Linked DNA regions of Homo sapiens: region 1 is linked to region 2. A link is a loop called in an ENCODE intact Hi-C map of the cell type or tissue named here. Cell type or tissue: B cell. All regions are shown on one strand. Region 1 has its middle 55 kb from the start of EHHADH. Region 2 overlaps EHHADH-AS1 (EHHADH antisense RNA 1).

Region 1 (5,000 bases), 130 kb after region 2:
CCTCAAGCTGCATTCATGTTGCTGCAAAGAACATGATTTCATCCTTTTTTTATGACTGCATAGCATTTCATGGTATACATATATCAAATTTTCTTTATCCAATCCACCATTGATGGGCACCTAGGTTGATTTCATGTCTTTGATATTGTGAATAGTGCTGTGATGTACATGAGTGCATGTGTCTTTTTGGTATAACAATTTATTTTCTTTTGGATGTATACCCAGAAATGGAATTGCTAGGTTGAATGGTAGTTCTGTTTTAAGTTCTTTGAGAAATCTCCAAACTGCTTTCCACAGTGGCTGAACTAATCAACATTCCCACCAACAGTGCATAAGTATTCTCTTTTCTCCACAGCCTTATTAGCATCTGTTGTCTTTTGACTTTTTTGTAATAGTCATTCTGACTGGTGTGAGATGGTATCTCATTGTGGTTTTGATTTGCATTTCTCTGATGATTAGTGATGGTAAGCTTTTTTCATGTTTGTTGGGCTGCATGTATGTCTTGTTTTGAGAAGTGTCTGTTCAAAGTTCCTTTGCACACTTTTAATGGGGTTATTTGACTTTTGCTTGTTGAATTCTTTAAGTTCCTTATAGATTCTGGATATTAGACCTTTTGGTGGTTGAATAGTTTGTGAATATTTTCTCCCATTCTGTAGGTTGTCTTTTTACTCTGTTGATAGTTTCATTTGCTGTACAGAAGCTCTTTAGTTTAATTAGGTTCCACTTGTCAATTTTTGTTTTTGTTGCAATTGGTTTTGAGGACTTAATAATACATGCTTTACCAAGGCTAATGTCCAGGATAGTGTTTCCTAGGTTTTCTTCTAGGATTATTACAGTTTGAGGTCTTATTTAAACTCCTTCAGTTTTGAAGGACAGTTTTGCTGGCTACAGTATTTCTGATTGGCAGTTTTTTCTTTTAGCAGTTTGAATGTATCATACCACTCTCTCGTCTGCAGTGTTTCTCCTGAGAAATCCAATAATAATCTCATGCGAGTTCTCTTGTATGTGACAAGTCACTTTTCTCTTGCTGCTTTCAAGATTCTTTGTGTCTGGCTTTTGATAGTTCGGTTACAATGTGTCTCTGTGGGCCTCTTTGGATTCATCCTAGTTGGAGTCCTTTCAGCTTGTTCAATTTAGATTTCCATTTCTTTCTTCATGTTTGGGACATTTTCAGCCATTATTTTTTCAAGTAACCTCTCTGTCCTTTTCTCTCTCTCTCTCCTTCTTTTGATAATCCAGTTAATGCATATATTGGTCAACTAGATGGTGTTCCATAAGTCCCTTAGGCATTCTTCACTTTTCTTCATTCTTTTTACTTTTTGTTGAATTATCAAGCAGGAGCTGGATAATTCTTAATGGGTTTGCTGATTTTGTCTTCTGTTTGATCAAGTTTGCTGTTGAATCTGCTTAGTGTAATTTTTAATTCAGTTTTATATTCTTCAGCTCTATAATTTCCATTTGGTGCACCACCCCCTCCCCCGCCACCCCGAGATGCAGTCTTACTCTGTCGCCCAGAGCTGTAGTGCAATGGTGTGATCTCGGCTCCCTGCAACCTCCGCCTCCCAGGTTAAAGCAATTCTCCTGCCTCTGCTGCCCAAGTAGCTGGGATTACAGGCGCATGCCACCACACCCAGCTAATTTTTGTATTTTTAGTAGAGATGGGGTTTCACCATGTTGGCCAGGCTGGTCTTGAACTCCTGACCTTGTGATCTGCCCGCCTCGGCCTCCCAAAGTGCTGGGATTACAGGCATGAGCCACCACACCCAGCCTTTAAAATAGTTTTTATCTCTTTGTTGGTATTTTCATTTTGTTCATGTATCATTTTCCTGACTTCCTTTATTTGTCTATCTGTCCTCTTGTAGTGCATTGAGTTTCTTTAAGACAACTATTTTGAGTTCTTTGTCTGGTGATTCATAGACTTTCATTTCTTTGGGGTCTTTTTTTTTTTTTTTTTTTTTTTGAGACTTACTTTGTTCCCTTGGTCGGGCCCTTATTTCTTTGTATTCTTGATTATTTTTTGCTGGGATTTGCACATTTTTAAAAAACAGCCACGCTCCCAGTCTTCTGGACTGGCTTCATACAGGGAGGAAGAGATGTTAAGACTCTCTTTAGCCCAGCTATAGAGTCTTAGGGCCTCTCAAACCTTTAATGGGGTTGTATCTCCTCTGAACTGTGCCTGTAATTTCCCAATTACAGAAGTTTGCTGGTTTCTTTTTTAGGCACTTGCTCCCTCTGGTGTCTTTCCATGGTACTGCTGGTTTTCTGGTGTTCCTACAAGCTGCCTAGGTCTCTTTTGTTCTCAGCAGTTCCCAGGCATGCAAAAGTTGCCAGTTCTGTCAGCATTCCAAGTCAGGTAAGACAGAAAGCCATCTCTTAGGCAGTCCCCAGAAAAGCTGAAAGGTTGGATATACTTTCTACTCTTCTCTTTTCTTCATGAGAGAAAGGCCATGAGTTGGGCATTTTCTCCCAATAACACTGAGTTCTGTTGTCTTCTGTCGGCTGTGCTGCAGGTTCTCAGGTGCTGCAGTTAGCTGCTGAACTCTCCGCTGTTCTCAGTGGACCCCAAGCATCCAAAGTATTCTGGTTCTGTCAGTGTTCCACATCAAGCTGGACAGTAACCATTCCCTTGGGCACTTCCCTAAAAAGCTAGAACTTTGGATGCACATTCTATCCTTTTCTTTCCCTTCTGATGAGAAGATGCAAGTTTGGCATTTACTTGCAATTATGTAGGGCTGGACTGGCTTGGGGAAGGCCTATTATGGGTGAAATGCATTAGCTTTTCTTGCCTGTTTCAATGTGGCTGTTCTTGGCTTTGAGCTTGCCTGGGATACTGTGACTTTTTAACTGGTTTCTGGAGTTCTCATAAAGTCTTTTTGGGCCATATGTTGTTGTTAAGTCAGTATCTCTGTGGGGGAATGAGGTCTGGGGATTCCTATTCCACCGTGTTTTCTCTTCTTATAAGGATGCCAGTCATGTTGGATTAGGGCCGCACACTATTCCAGTGTGATCTCATCTTAACTTGATTATATCTGCAAAGAGCCTATTTCCAAATAAGGTCACATTCACAGGTGCCAGGGGTTAGGGCTTTAACTTATCTTTTAGGGGTACATAACTGAACCTACAATAACTTCCACCACTGCTCATAAAAAGATTGAGGCTGGATGCTCACTCTGTGATCCCAGCACTTTGGGAGGCCACAAGGTGGTGGGTGGATTGCTTCAGCCCAGGAGTTTAAGACCAGCCTGGGCAACATGGTGAAACCCTGCCTCTACAAAAAGAAAAAATAAATTAGCTGGGTGTGGTGCCACATGCCTGTAGTCCCAGCTACTCCAGAGGCTGGGAGGTGCGAGGGTCGCTTGAGCCCAAGAGGTCAAGGCTGCAGTGAGCAGAGATCACACCACTGCACTCCAGCCTGGTGACAAAGCGAGACCTTGTCTCACAAAAAAAAAAAAAAAAAAGAAAGAAAAAAGAAACAAAAAGATTGGGGCAAGTCAGCAGACTGAAGAGAGCCACTCTTTAGCGATACATAATTACATACCCTGCCTAAATTATCAGCTATTCTCTCATATGGAGCAAAAACTTTAAATGAAAGGAAACCCTTTTGTCCTCAGTCCAGGCAAAGATTCACTGATTATGGGGGCAGGGTAGAAGCAAAAGCTGCCTGCCCTTAGGGAAGGCACAGAACATTCTCCAGCAGTAGCTGCTACTATTTTGTATTTAGTGTGATCCGTGGGATACTGGAGGGTTTTTGTTTTGTTTTGTTTTTACAGTGTTCCTCCACAGATATAAGGCAAAATTTCATTGCCAAGAGGTTGGGGTAGGGGCACAGAAAGCCGCATACCCGAGGCCTAGGTGCACAGGGCCTAGCTAACACTGAGATATCAGGAGAACAATGAGTTCTGTTAATAGACTGGAGTTAAAAACAGCTGTAGCCTACTGCTGAGGGAGGGACAAGGATGGAGAGAGAGAACCCCCTCTATGGCACAGATATGCAGTGACTGCTGAAAGCTGAGATTGGAGCAGGAACACTGAGTAAAATCCCTTGAACACTGTAGACTCCACATGAAGCACAAGATAGTAGCTGCCCACTGCTAGAGGAAGGTGCACAGAAGGTAACTACAGCAACAGGGAAACAACATCTCAACCACTGACTAGATTCTCTCTCTTTGGAATTTGTTCACCTGGTTGCCTGACAGAATAGGCATCTCCATTTCCAGGAATAACTATTCTTTCCTTCAGTTTATACTGTTATTCTATGGACAATATTTGGAATTCTATAAAAAATTATGAAATATATGAAAAAAAACACAACCATTTTCAAGAGATAAAGCAATCAACAGACCCAGACCCAGAGATGACTCAGATGTTGGAAATACCAGATGAGGACTTTAATTATGATTGATATATTACAGGAACAAGTAGAAAAAGTAGGCCTCATGCATGAACAGTTGGGGAATTTCAGCAGAGAAATGTAAACTCTAAAAAGAGTCATATGGACACACTAAAATAAAAAAACATGATATCTGGGATGAAGAACTCTTTTGACAGGCATTTCAACAGACTGGAAAGAGGTGAGGAATGAATAAATAAATTTGAAGGCAGATCCATAGAAGTTATTCAAACTGAAGCACAAAGAGAAAAAAAGAGTGATATGGAAAGGGAAAAAAAGATATATGAGAAAGAAATGAAAATAACTTGATATAACTCTTCAACTATCCATTTATTCCTGTGATAGGCAGAGGAGTCAATACCTGCCACTATGCTATCATTGCCATTTTTCTTTGTTCAATTCTGTATTCCTTAGTGCTTCTCTGTTCTTGCTGTTTTCTGCTTTCAATATTCACAGTGATAAGCAAAGGTCGTACTCACATTCCAGAACACATCCAGGCTCTATGGTGGAACTTAAGACAACTTTGCAGAAGTTGAGTCAGAAGTCACTTTGAATTAAGCTATTTTGTGTTTCTCTAAATCATATGTCTCTAAAGCACTCAACAAGTGGT
Region 2 (5,000 bases):
ACCACCATCTGGAGCTAATTCTTGTATTTTTAGTAGAGACGGGGTTTCACCATGTTGGCCAGGCTGCTCTAAAACTCATGACCTCAGGTGATCTGCCTGCCTCGGCCTCCCAAAGTGCTGGGATTTCAGGCGTGAGCCACCACACCCGGCCTAAAGGTACAACTCTTATATGAGCATCTGCAAAACTTGGTTGTGTTAAAAAGGAAGCATGGTGCTGGAAAGTATCGGAAGCTCACTGTATTAATGGTGAAGTGGTACAGCTCATGTTCCCTGAGCCTGTCGTGGTCAGGCTCTTTCCACAGGGCTCCAAATTCTCAAACAGTGGTCTCTAAAATGGGGGATTACAAGACAATCTATTGGAGTCAAGGAAGAAAATATCAGAAATTATATTTATATTTATTTTTAACATTGCCTTTTAAAATGTCCGTATATGTTTGTGTTTCATGAGGTATATACTAATGTTATTACAGTAGCATATGTGTGTGATTTATAAATAAGTACAAATTGCATAGCATAATAATTAGTAGCATAGACTCTAGAGCCAGATTGCCCACGTTAAAATCTTGGGTTTATCACCCAGAGACGGGTTGATAGGTGCAGCAAACCACCATGGCACATGTATACCTATGTAACAAACCTGCATGTTCAGCACATGTATCCCACAACTTACAGTAAAAAAAAAACCAAAAAACAAAAAAACAGCTGGGCACAGTGGTGCATGCCTGTAATCCCAGCACTTTGGGAGGCCGAGGCAGGCAGATCACGAGGTCAAGAGATCGAGACCACCCTGGCCAACACGGTGAAACCCCCATCTCTAAAAATACAAAAATTAGCTGGGCATGGTGGCGCACACCTATAGTCCCAGCTGCTCAGGAGGCTGAGGCAGGAGAATCACTTTAACCCAGGAGGCGGAGGTTGCAGTGAGCCGAGATTGCGCCACTGCACTCCAGCCTGGCAACAGAGCAAGACTCCGTCTCAAAACAAAAACAAAATCAAAAACAAAACAAAAAACAAATAAACAAACAAAAAACTTGGGTTTATCTCTGTGTGTCCTTGGAAAAGTAATCTTTCTGTGCTTCAGTTTCCTCATCTGTAAAACGGTGATAATAATACTGGAATGCCTACTGCATAGGGGTATTGTGAGAATTAAATGAGTTAATACAAGCAGAATATTTAGAATGCTGCTCTGCAATATTAGGGGTGGTGTATGTTTTTTCAATGATAAATACAGTGATCCACAGATGATGAACTTGATGGGTGGACAGAGAGAGTGTGCTGTCCTGTTCTGATTTTAGGAAAACAAAAGAAAAAAGGACAATTATTATTATGCATATACACATATTTTAAGGTATATTAAAGATGCATTTTGTGTCTGTCTCTTTCTCTCGTCTGTCTCTCTTTAACCCAAAAACGGTGTGGTTTTACACATTTGGCAATTATGGCTCCAAATATTCTACTAACTAGAGGCACAAAAACAAACAGCTCTGGGGCATCAGAGCAAGACCACTCCCCAAATTGCCCCTTTCGCTTAAGCCAGCCTCTAGCCTTGGAATCTGGCTAGCACTGCCAGGTTGCCTAAGTCCACAAGCAGTAAAAGAGGGCCCTAGTATGCTGGGGTTATTTATCTTGGTGTTGTCCTCTGGCCCAGCCCTGCCCAGGAACAGGAGACAGACGGCCACACAGAGCCTTGCCTCTGATAACTGGGGGGTGGAGAGGTTGAGAAACAACGCTTCACTCAGCAACTTCCTGCTCCCTCCGAGGAAGAAGAAAGGGGTGTCTGTGCTAGAGCCACTCCCTTGCCAGCAGCCCAGCAGAACAGCTGCTGATCCTCTGCATCCCCACGTCCCGGCGGAGGCCCTGGGAAGTGGGAACATCAGCTGGAGAGAAAAGGAGAAAGCAGTACATTGAGTGTTGCTTAGGCCGCCTGCTTCGCTTTCTTCTCTCGCTCTCCCCAGAGACAATCTCGTGGCCTGTGTTTCCCCGCAGGCAGGCCCCAGCGCCCTCAAGCCCAGATGTCTGCTGTCCACGCTCTTCTGACTTCCGGAAAGCTAACATCTCAGATTCCCTCTCCCTGAAGGACCTTTGGGAAGTCCCAACCCCCACCCCAGGCTCTTCACTCCCCCCGGGTCTGCTTCTCATTCTCTCAGATAGATTTATAACTTATGTAAATAAATGTACATGATTAGCCAAGTGATTATGTAAATGGCGCCTTCCTTTTCTCGTCCCAATTCTGGTGACAATAATGATTAAAAGATGGAAAATAGAGTCAACATGTAAAAGGTAAAGAAGCTGGAATTTAATCTGAAAAAGCAAGTGTAATGCCTATTTCACGGCAAGGTTCCATTTGCACAAAGGATAAAATAAAAGAGGTCACTGACTCTCAAATTTCCATGAAAGCTCTAAAACGGTAGCAAATCAGGTAAAATCTGACTACCTATATTCACTGATTTTCTCATTAAAATTAGTGGCTCTTAGGAAATGGCCAGGTAGACTAATTGCTATACTGTATGAATGGCTCGTACTATGATTACAGTGATATACAGTATATAGCATACACTCAAAAAAATCCCTGAATTTACTAATAGACAAAATATCTGTGTAGAAAGAGCCACAAATCCAACTGTTAAATTATTATTTTTAAAATTCTTGCCCATATTTTAAAGAATTAATAAAGCTAGCTTTTCAGGAACCATGTAAGAATAAGCAATTGGATTTTAAAAATTGAAATGGTATTATTATGCTCACTCTTGTAGGCTGAACAAGAGCTACAAAAAATTGTGTACATCTTACATAATATTTTAACTCTGGGAAGCCAAGTACATAATGATCATGAAAATCTACTAATTTCAAATGCTGCTGCAGCTGAAATTCTATCTCCAATTTCCACCGACTCACATTGCCTATTATTTATGAAACTGACCCGCATCCCACCCATGCACAAGTTCCAGGAGCCTACAGAACATTTTGTCTAAAGTAATAAAAACAATATTAGAGAACCGCTATTGAACATAGAAATTATATTCTATTACTTAGTTAATAGTTGACCCCGAACTCAGAATTTTTAAGAAAACTTCTCAACAGCACCATCTGGTGGGCAGTGCAGCAAAAACACAAAACAAAACACAGCAAGACGAAACCCACACTCCATACTTTGAGTTCTTGGAAGTGATTATCAATTGCGCTTCATTAAGTTTGTTTTATTTTCCAACGTAGAGTCTACATTATGAGATGTTTCCGAGGGCCAGTTGGGTAACTGACAATTTAGTGGTATGGCCAAGACGTTTTCTGTAACAGTTCATATTTCAAATACTCATACATTCTAATAACAAATATTCTTGAGTTTTATATTCTTTGTTATGTAATATTATTGTCTCGAAAAAGTGGATTTGTAAATTGTACAATGAAATGTAATTTGATTTTTAATTCCTTTAAATTTTTTTTTTTGAGGCAGAATCCAGGCTGGAGTGCAGAGGCATGATCTTGGCTCATGGCAACCTCCACCTCCTGGGTTCAAGCAATTCTCCTGCCTCAGCCTCCTGAGTAGCTGGGACTATGAGATTTTTTTTTAATGTAAGTCACAAATCATCAAACTTTTTTTGGATCATTTGTTCTATAATTAGGGGTGGGTAGACAAGGCGAAAGTTAGGTTACCAATGGAAATTTGGCTTTTACATTTCTTACGTTAAGCTGTGCCAGGTAGTTTTGAGGCAGATGATGGATGAGCAATCTTTCTACGGCCTTCCTTCAGTGTTCTAACATAGCCTGGGCTAATCTCCAGCATGCAGAACACAAGGTGGGATCTTTTAGAATGGCTAGTCTAAGACAAGGTATAAACTAAGATTTTTATTTCTTCAACAAATATATTGAGCATCTCCGATGTCCAGGCACTGGTCTAGGTTCCAGACACAACAACAAACAAAACACCAAAAATGACTGCTTGTAAGGAGTTGATATTTTAGAGGGGGAAGCATAGAAAGTATTGTCAGACAGTAACTGTGCTATGAAGAAAATGCAAGATCAAGGAGACAGGGAATATTGGGGAAGGGAATGGTTGCTGTTGATACGGAATCATCAGAGAAAGCCCTTCTAACAAGGTGACTTCAAAGCAGAAGGAAAGAAGTGAGGCAGAAATCTGTGCAATAGCTGAGGGAAGTGAGTTTCAGGTAGACAGAATAGGAGGTGCAAAGGCCCTGGGGTGGGAGTTTGCTTGGCATGTTCAGAAAATACCAAGGAAGCCACGTTGGCTTGGACAGAGAATGAGCAAAACATTCAGAAGGTGAGGTCAGGGAGCTAATGGGGTTAGATCATGTAGGGTCTTGTAGCATTGTAAAGGCTGGTTTTTACTCTAAATAAGATAGAAAACCACGGACTATTTTGAATACAAGAGCTATTCTGGCTGTTGTGTTGATATGGTTGTAGTAAAACAAGGGCTGAAGCAGGGAGTCCAGTTAAGACACCATTGCCTCAGAGGAGAGGCAATAATAGGTTGGACCCAGTGATAGCAGAGAAGGCAGTGATAAATAGTTGTATTCTGAATATATTTGCTGGTAGAGCCACCGAGATTTACTGATGGATTAGATGCGGAGAGTGAGATAAAGAGAAGAGCTGAGGATGACACTAAGGTGTATGTCCTGAGCAAATGGCAGAATGGAGCTATCACTTACGGAGAATGGGGCAGATTTACAGAAGTCTGTTTTGGGGGAGGACTGGAAGGGGGATGGAGAATATCAGGAGCTCAATTTGAACATGTTAAGTCTTAGATATCCACTAGACATCCTAACATAAATGTCAAATAGACAAACAAGGGAGAGGTCTAGGCTGAAGGTACGAATTTAGGAGTTCTCTGTGTACAGATGATATTGAAAACCACGAAACTAAATGAGATCACTGAGACAGCAGGTATGGAGCATGAAAAAAAGAGATTCAAGGCCTGGGCCCTGGGCTCTCCACTATTTAGAGGTGGGGGAGATAGACAACCAGTAATGGAAACTGAGCAGGAG

What was found. Hi-C counts contacts between places; a loop is a spot of excess contacts. Peaks named below come from ENCODE experiments on the same cell type or tissue, not always from the same donor. Only the 100,000 strongest peaks of a DNase experiment are listed, where the experiment ranks them.
Region 1: it touches region 2 in a loop (2.8-fold over the local background); 3 of 110 quality-filtered maps call a loop at or near these places.

What each region holds. Positions count from the first base shown.
Region 1 is chr3:185,306,073-185,311,072 of GRCh38, forward strand. It overlaps a transcript of MAP3K13 not described here. Among named protein-coding and RNA genes, the nearest start is that of EHHADH, 55 kb to the left of the region's middle. In B cell, CTCF peaks have their summits at 2,230 (motif pointing left) and 2,430; a DNase peak (open chromatin) is centred at 2,239.
Region 2 is chr3:185,173,869-185,178,868 of GRCh38, forward strand. EHHADH-AS1 (EHHADH antisense RNA 1) reads left to right here. Exons shown (of 7, transcript NR_038990.1): 2 at 3,452-3,570. Among named protein-coding and RNA genes, the nearest start is that of EHHADH-AS1, 13 kb to the left of the region's middle. RefSeq lists enhancers at 1,342-1,866, 1,613-1,907, 1,867-2,391. In B cell, CTCF peaks have their summits at 3,113 (motif pointing left) and 3,313; DNase peaks (open chromatin) are centred at 1,983 and 3,083; H3K4me3 peaks cover 747 bases; H3K27me3 peaks cover 747 bases.